Regions from separate parts of the Homo sapiens genome. Here region 2 is linked to region 1. A link is an interaction called in ENCODE POLR2A ChIA-PET data of the cell type or tissue named here. Cell type or tissue: A673. All regions are shown on one strand. Each heading gives the region's core, and the rest is flanking DNA. Links, peaks and the distances in the headings are about the cores only. Region 1 overlaps PIBF1 (progesterone immunomodulatory binding factor 1). Region 2 has its middle 52 kb from the start of KLF5.

Region 1 (2,921 bases), core at 129-2,628:
TGACAGGCTTTAAGTATTCAGCTGTATCTTGTGGTTTTCATCTGACCCTATTTCCCATTAATGTGTATGTATTCAATCTGCTTTCTTCCTATAGATTATAATAGACACAGCATAGTGTCTGCCACAATCTCTGCCCACTCTCTGAGCAAAACCTGCCTAGCCATAGCCCTTAATAAACAGTCCTCGGCAGCTGTATTTGGAACTGTGTGACTCCTGCTCACCATTAAGGGCAGCCATTCTGTAGGCTGGGTAATAAGCTTAGGAAGTCTTGCCAAAAAGGGGTATCACCCAACAAGAATTAGCTATGCCAATTAGATTGTTAGTCTTGGAAAATACAGGGAGAACTACATTATAAGAGAGTAGATGCAGAAAGGATGTACAGAAACCTGTTTCAAGACAAAGGGCTGTGAGCAAGTTAATGAGGAAGTGGAAAACATGAGTAAGCAGAAACTAGAGGAGAAACAAAGAGAAGCTGATGTACTACAGAGGAAAAGATGCATGGACTCAGCCGCCTTGTGTCCAGGCTAGTCAACTGAGCCATCCTGTTTTCTCCCGCCTGTCAGCTTAGTCTACATTACTGCCACACGTATCCTTAAAATAATTGTCCCTTATTTTATTTTATTTTATTTTTTGAGGCAGAGTTTCACTCTCTCGCCAAGGTGGTGAATGCAGTGGTGCCATCGCACCGACAATTCTCCTGCCTGTCTCCCAAGTAGCTGGGACTACAGGCGTGTGCCACCACACCCGGGTAATTTTTGTATTTTTAGTAGGGATAGGGTTTCACCATGTTGGCCAGCCTGGTCTTGAACTCCTGACCTCAGGTGATCCTCCCACTTTGGCCTCCCAAAGTGCTGGGATTAGAGGTGTGAGCCACCATGTCTGCCCAATTGTCTCTTATTTGATCTAAACTGCAACTTTCATTTTTTTAAAAAGGGAGGTTGAATTATATAATCACTAAAAAATCTCTTTCATCCTATTAATCTTCAGTAGCATTATCTGCATGTATAATAAAATGACTGAGATCAGAAGTTCTCATATTTGACTATTATATTCAACTTGGGAGTTAAAAAAATTAAGATTCTGGGGACTCACTGAATCAGAATATCAGAGAAAATCTTTCTGGTTTTGAGTCTCTATGTTTAGCAGATAAAAATCATGTTTCTCCTGAGAAATGAAAGCATGATTGAGAAACCATTTGAAGTAAAATGGAATATTTAATAATGTTACTCCTATTTTAATTCTCTTGCCTTTTAATCTTGATTCTTATTATTTGTTAAAATATATAGTTTTCAATATTTCCTAATTTATTTTCTCTATTTTTAAAAATTGGCACATAATAACTGTACATATTTTTGGTATTTTACCTTTTAATCCAAATTTTTCTTATTTCTTTTTCTTTAATTTCTGTGCACATATATTTTTAGCTAACAATGCATTTCAGTTTATGTTAATTGATTTCACACTTTATGAGGAATTACAGTAAAATATACTATCATCTATAAGATAGGTAATATACACATTTAGAAAATGGATTAATGCAAATCCTTCAAGGTCTTTTCATGAAACATATTTGTGGAATCTACTCATTTCATAAATGTAAAAGGAAAAAATTAACTAAAATACATTTAGTAAGAATCAGGAATATTAAAATTATGAGTTTTAAAAATTGTACTTACAAAGAGTGTTGGTTTAGGTGTAAATATATTGTCTTCATGCTCTTTAGGCACATTCAAAGTCTTTGATTTCTGATTTTCTGTCACATGTTTTGGTTCTGTTTTAGTGAGAAGTAAGCTGTTCTCAGAATGTTTACTATGCATCTTAACGAGAATCTGTTTCATTGCTGCCAATTCCTGTTGATATATGAAAACAGAAGAAAGTAGCAAGAGTGATTTTAGCAAGCAGACTAATAATGATTAATATTAAAATATTTTTAAGTAGAAGAAACAATTATACTACACACATAAGTTGTGAAAATAAAATAGTAATTAGAATCATGCACATGAATCTTTTGATCATTAATACTCATTTAATATAACTGACAATTACAACATTCTATAGTCTAGTGGTTTCCACGTTTTTCTGCACACTGAAATCACCTGTGGAGCTTCAAATATTGCCAGTGATGACTGTGTCCCAACCCCAGAGACTGTGAGATAATTGATGTGGTGTGGCCTGGGCTTTGGAATTTTTTTTTTTTTTTAGATAGGATCTCACTGTCACCCAGGCTGGAGTGCAGTGGTGTGGTCTCGGCTCACTGCAGCCTCTACCTCCTGGGCTCAAGCCATCCTCCTGCCTCAGTGCCTGAGTAGCTGGGACTACAGGCGCATGCCACCACGCCCAGCTAATTTTTTTGTATTTTGGAATTTTTGAAGATCTCAAGTGATTCTAATAGACAGACAAATTTGGGAACCACTGGCATAGCTACCTTCCACTGTAGATGCTCCACATATATTCGCTGAGTAGACTATTTAAGCATTTAACTTTTTCTCTTCTTCTTTTAAACTGTCGCATTTCCTTTGAATTCTTATATAAAGATGGTAGAGAAAAAGAATCCAATCTTGGCTACTAGTCAGCAGTTAAACAGTAAGTTTAATACAGATTCAGGATTTCTTTAGCTGTATTATCCCTTATCCTTTTACAAATGATAAGTGGGGTTGGCTTCAGTTGCCCTTTGAACTAAGAATTAATTGTGATGAACTTTTTGAAGAGATCAAAAATTTCACCCGTTCTTGCTCCCAAGTGTATTTGTCTTTCATATCCATAGACAAATCTTTAGTACATAACACTAGTGGGTATTTATGATTAATTACTAAATTGATACATCATATACAAGTATATGGAGAGATGACAGGCTAAACTCTTCTTAATCTTTATTTATCAGAACAGAACAGTGGTAGGCTATGTAACAGGTAATTTTTTCC
Region 2 (2,921 bases), core at 309-2,808, 110 kb before region 1:
AGCCTGGCTAACATGATGAAACCCCATCTCTACTGAAAATACAAAAATTACCCGGGCATGGTGGCAGGTGCCTGTAATCTCAGCTACTCGGGAGGCTGACACAGGAGAATCACTTGAACCTGGGAAGCAGAGATTGCAGTGAGCCGAGATTAAGCCACTGCACTCCAGCCTGGGCAACAAGAGTAAAACTCCATCTAAAAAAAAAAAAAATAGTCGTAGGGAAGTCGACTCAAAGGTTTGGGAAATTTAATCCCTGTGTTCACATGAACATCGGCAGTTTTTCAATCCTGGCTCTTCTATTTACCAACTGTTTGAAAGGTATTATTAACCTCTGAACCTCAAGTGTCAATTTCTTTATCTCTCAAATGGGGCTAAGAATTCCAGCTTACAAGGAGCCTCTACTTTAGATAGAAAGTGGGGGGGGGATCTATAATCATGTGTTATTATTATATTTATATAAAATTTATGCAATATAAATATTATGCAGGCTTTTGTCAGAACTAAATGAGATACTTTATGTGACACGCTCAGTGCCCTACACATCCCCAGAAGTCAACAAATGTCAGAAATACACATGTATATTATTCCATCAAAAGCTGAGAAAATTGAGGGAAATGTAATTATAGCCTTCTAGAATATGAAGGGTTTTGAAAGAAAAGATGATAACTGTTTTCCATGTTCACAGAGGAGATAACCAAAAAAAAAAAAAAAAAGGATTTAAATTAATGTGATAGGAGTATCAGAGGTTGGAATACATTTCAGAGAGTTGGAAGCGGGGGCAGGTTATTAAATGAGAAGAGATTGCTGTCTCTTTGGACACATTTTAGAGAAGGCCTTCGTAAGGCAGGGGGGATAGATTCCTTCTAGGACTAAGACGATAGGATTCTGTGAATATATAAGTTGGTATTTGCCAATAAAAACTTCCTCCTGTGTGGCCCTTTTTATCCAATAATGATTTCCTGGTCTACTTTGGCTGCCAAATGTATCCAAAATGTAATCAGTGTGTAGATTCATAAGTGAAATTGCAAGCTTTAGAAATCATGGCTAATGCTCTAATCATTTGTAGTAGAGTTTTAAAGCCAGCCAGTGTTTAAGGGGTATTGGGTTTTAAACTCAGCTGTAGTTTTGTTTTAACCTTTTCTCCTTCCAAAGCCTCAGATTTCAGCAAGAATCCTCTTCCTCAAGCACTTTCTTTTCTCATTAGAATTACTCCCAATTTCATCTTGAGTCAAAGTAAAATTTCACAACTCTGGGCCTCCAGGGTATCAACCAAATCAAACCACTCCCGCTACAACCTAATTCTCTTACACTTTTTCTAACCAGGAAAAACTACTAACCTCTGTTAATCCCCGCATCAAGAGCATCAGCTGCTCGGCCTTAACGCTTTGAGATGCCGAAGTAGAGACAGGCTGACCTGGCAGAGTCCAGCCAGGTGAGGCAAGGAAGGACCCAGCAGCAGGCAGCAGAAACTGGACTTCCAGGCACTAGGTTCTCTCTGGAACTAATTTGCCTGTGACCTAAACCTTCCCACTTTGAATGTGCAAGTCCCTGAATCTAGTTTGTCAGGCTGATAGCTGCCTCCTGTGTCTGCTTCTCTTATTTTCTGCTTTTGCTTAACCCCAGTCCTAACCTCTGGCTCTCTAGCAGTCCCTGGAATACCCTCACTTCCAGTCCTGATGGCCCCCTGGTATTCCTGATTTTGGAGCTTAGCATGGCTAGGAAGGAAGATTTCACGCCAGCATTTTCCAAATGCCTTCTGCACGACGCCAGTGTAGACATGCTCCTCAGACTAAATTCTCTTACAGATTCACTATGTGCAATAGCCCCATAAAGGTCTAGGACACCCTAGAGGACACCATAGAGGTCTAGAAATTAAGGGAGAGAAAATGACCTGTTTTTAAGTTTGTCTAACCCAGGGTTTTCCTGGCTAGATTGAATGGCTATTCTTTGGCCAAAATGTCTACTTCTCCCACATTAATCTCTTCCATCTAAATAGTGATTTAGGATTCATACGGGGCTCAAACCTTGGCTCTAAGACATACCACCTCTGGGTCCAAGTCACAAGTTCACCTCCTCAACCACAGTTTCCATATCAGAAAATCAATGCTAACATGAATTTATATCAGTATCACCTTGGGTTGTTATGAGAATAAGATGCCTTTCCAGCATGTAGTAAGCTCTCATTTAACGCTCTATTTTTACTTATTTCTCTCCATGACCACCACAATCCTTCTAGATAAAGTTCTACCCACTCTAGATTACTGTATCCAATTCCAGCCAGCCTCCCTGCTTCGGGTGTCTTTTCTGCTCCAGTGATTCCTGCATACTGTTGCCAAAGAATCATTACAAAATACTGCTTTTCTCAGGTCCTATGTTCTTTTCTTTTTTTGTTTTGTTTTGTTTTGTTTTGTTTTTGCTTTGTTTTGTTTTGTTTTTTTGAGATGGGTCTCGCTCTGTCACCCAGGCTGGAGTGCAGAGGCATGATCTCCACTCACTGCAACCTCTGCCTCCTGGGTTCAAGCAATTCTTGATTCCCAGGTCCAGCTACTCGTTTCTGCCTCCCGAGTAGCTAGGATGACAGGCACCCGCCACTATGTCCGGCTAATTTTTGTATTTTTAGTAGACACGGGGTTTCGCCATGTTGGTCAGGCTGGTCTCGAATTGCTGACCTCAGATGATCCTCCCACCTCAGCATCCCAAAATGCTGGGATTACAGGCATGAGTCACTGCACCCGGCTGAGTCCCTGTGTTCTGAAGTCTTTAAAAATAAGTGGGCCAGGTGCAGTGGCTCCATGCCTGTAATCCTAGCACTTTAGGAGGTCAAGGTGGCAAGATTGCTTGAGCACAGAAGTTTGAGATCAGCCTGGGCAACATAGCAAAGTGCATCTCTACAAAAAAATTTAAAAATTCACCAGGCATGA

The links. Peaks named below come from ENCODE experiments on the same cell type or tissue, not always from the same donor. Only the 100,000 strongest peaks of a DNase experiment are listed, where the experiment ranks them.
Region 2: POLR2A ChIA-PET joins it to region 1 with 5 read pairs; 2 of 35 experiments call an interaction of 5 or more read pairs at or near these places.

Annotation. Positions count from the first base shown.
Region 1 is chr13:72,997,751-73,000,671 of GRCh38, reverse strand. It overlaps PIBF1 (progesterone immunomodulatory binding factor 1), which reads right to left. Exons shown (of 18, transcript NM_006346.4): 17 at 1,677-1,850. Among named protein-coding and RNA genes, the nearest start is that of KLF5, 60 kb to the left of the region's middle. In A673, for the core only: no CTCF peak of the experiment used is centred there; no DNase peak of the experiment used is centred there.
Region 2 is chr13:73,109,512-73,112,432 of GRCh38, reverse strand. No RefSeq gene overlaps it. Among named protein-coding and RNA genes, the nearest start is that of KLF5, 52 kb to the right of the region's middle. In A673, for the core only: no CTCF peak of the experiment used is centred there; no DNase peak of the experiment used is centred there; H3K27ac peaks cover 542 bases.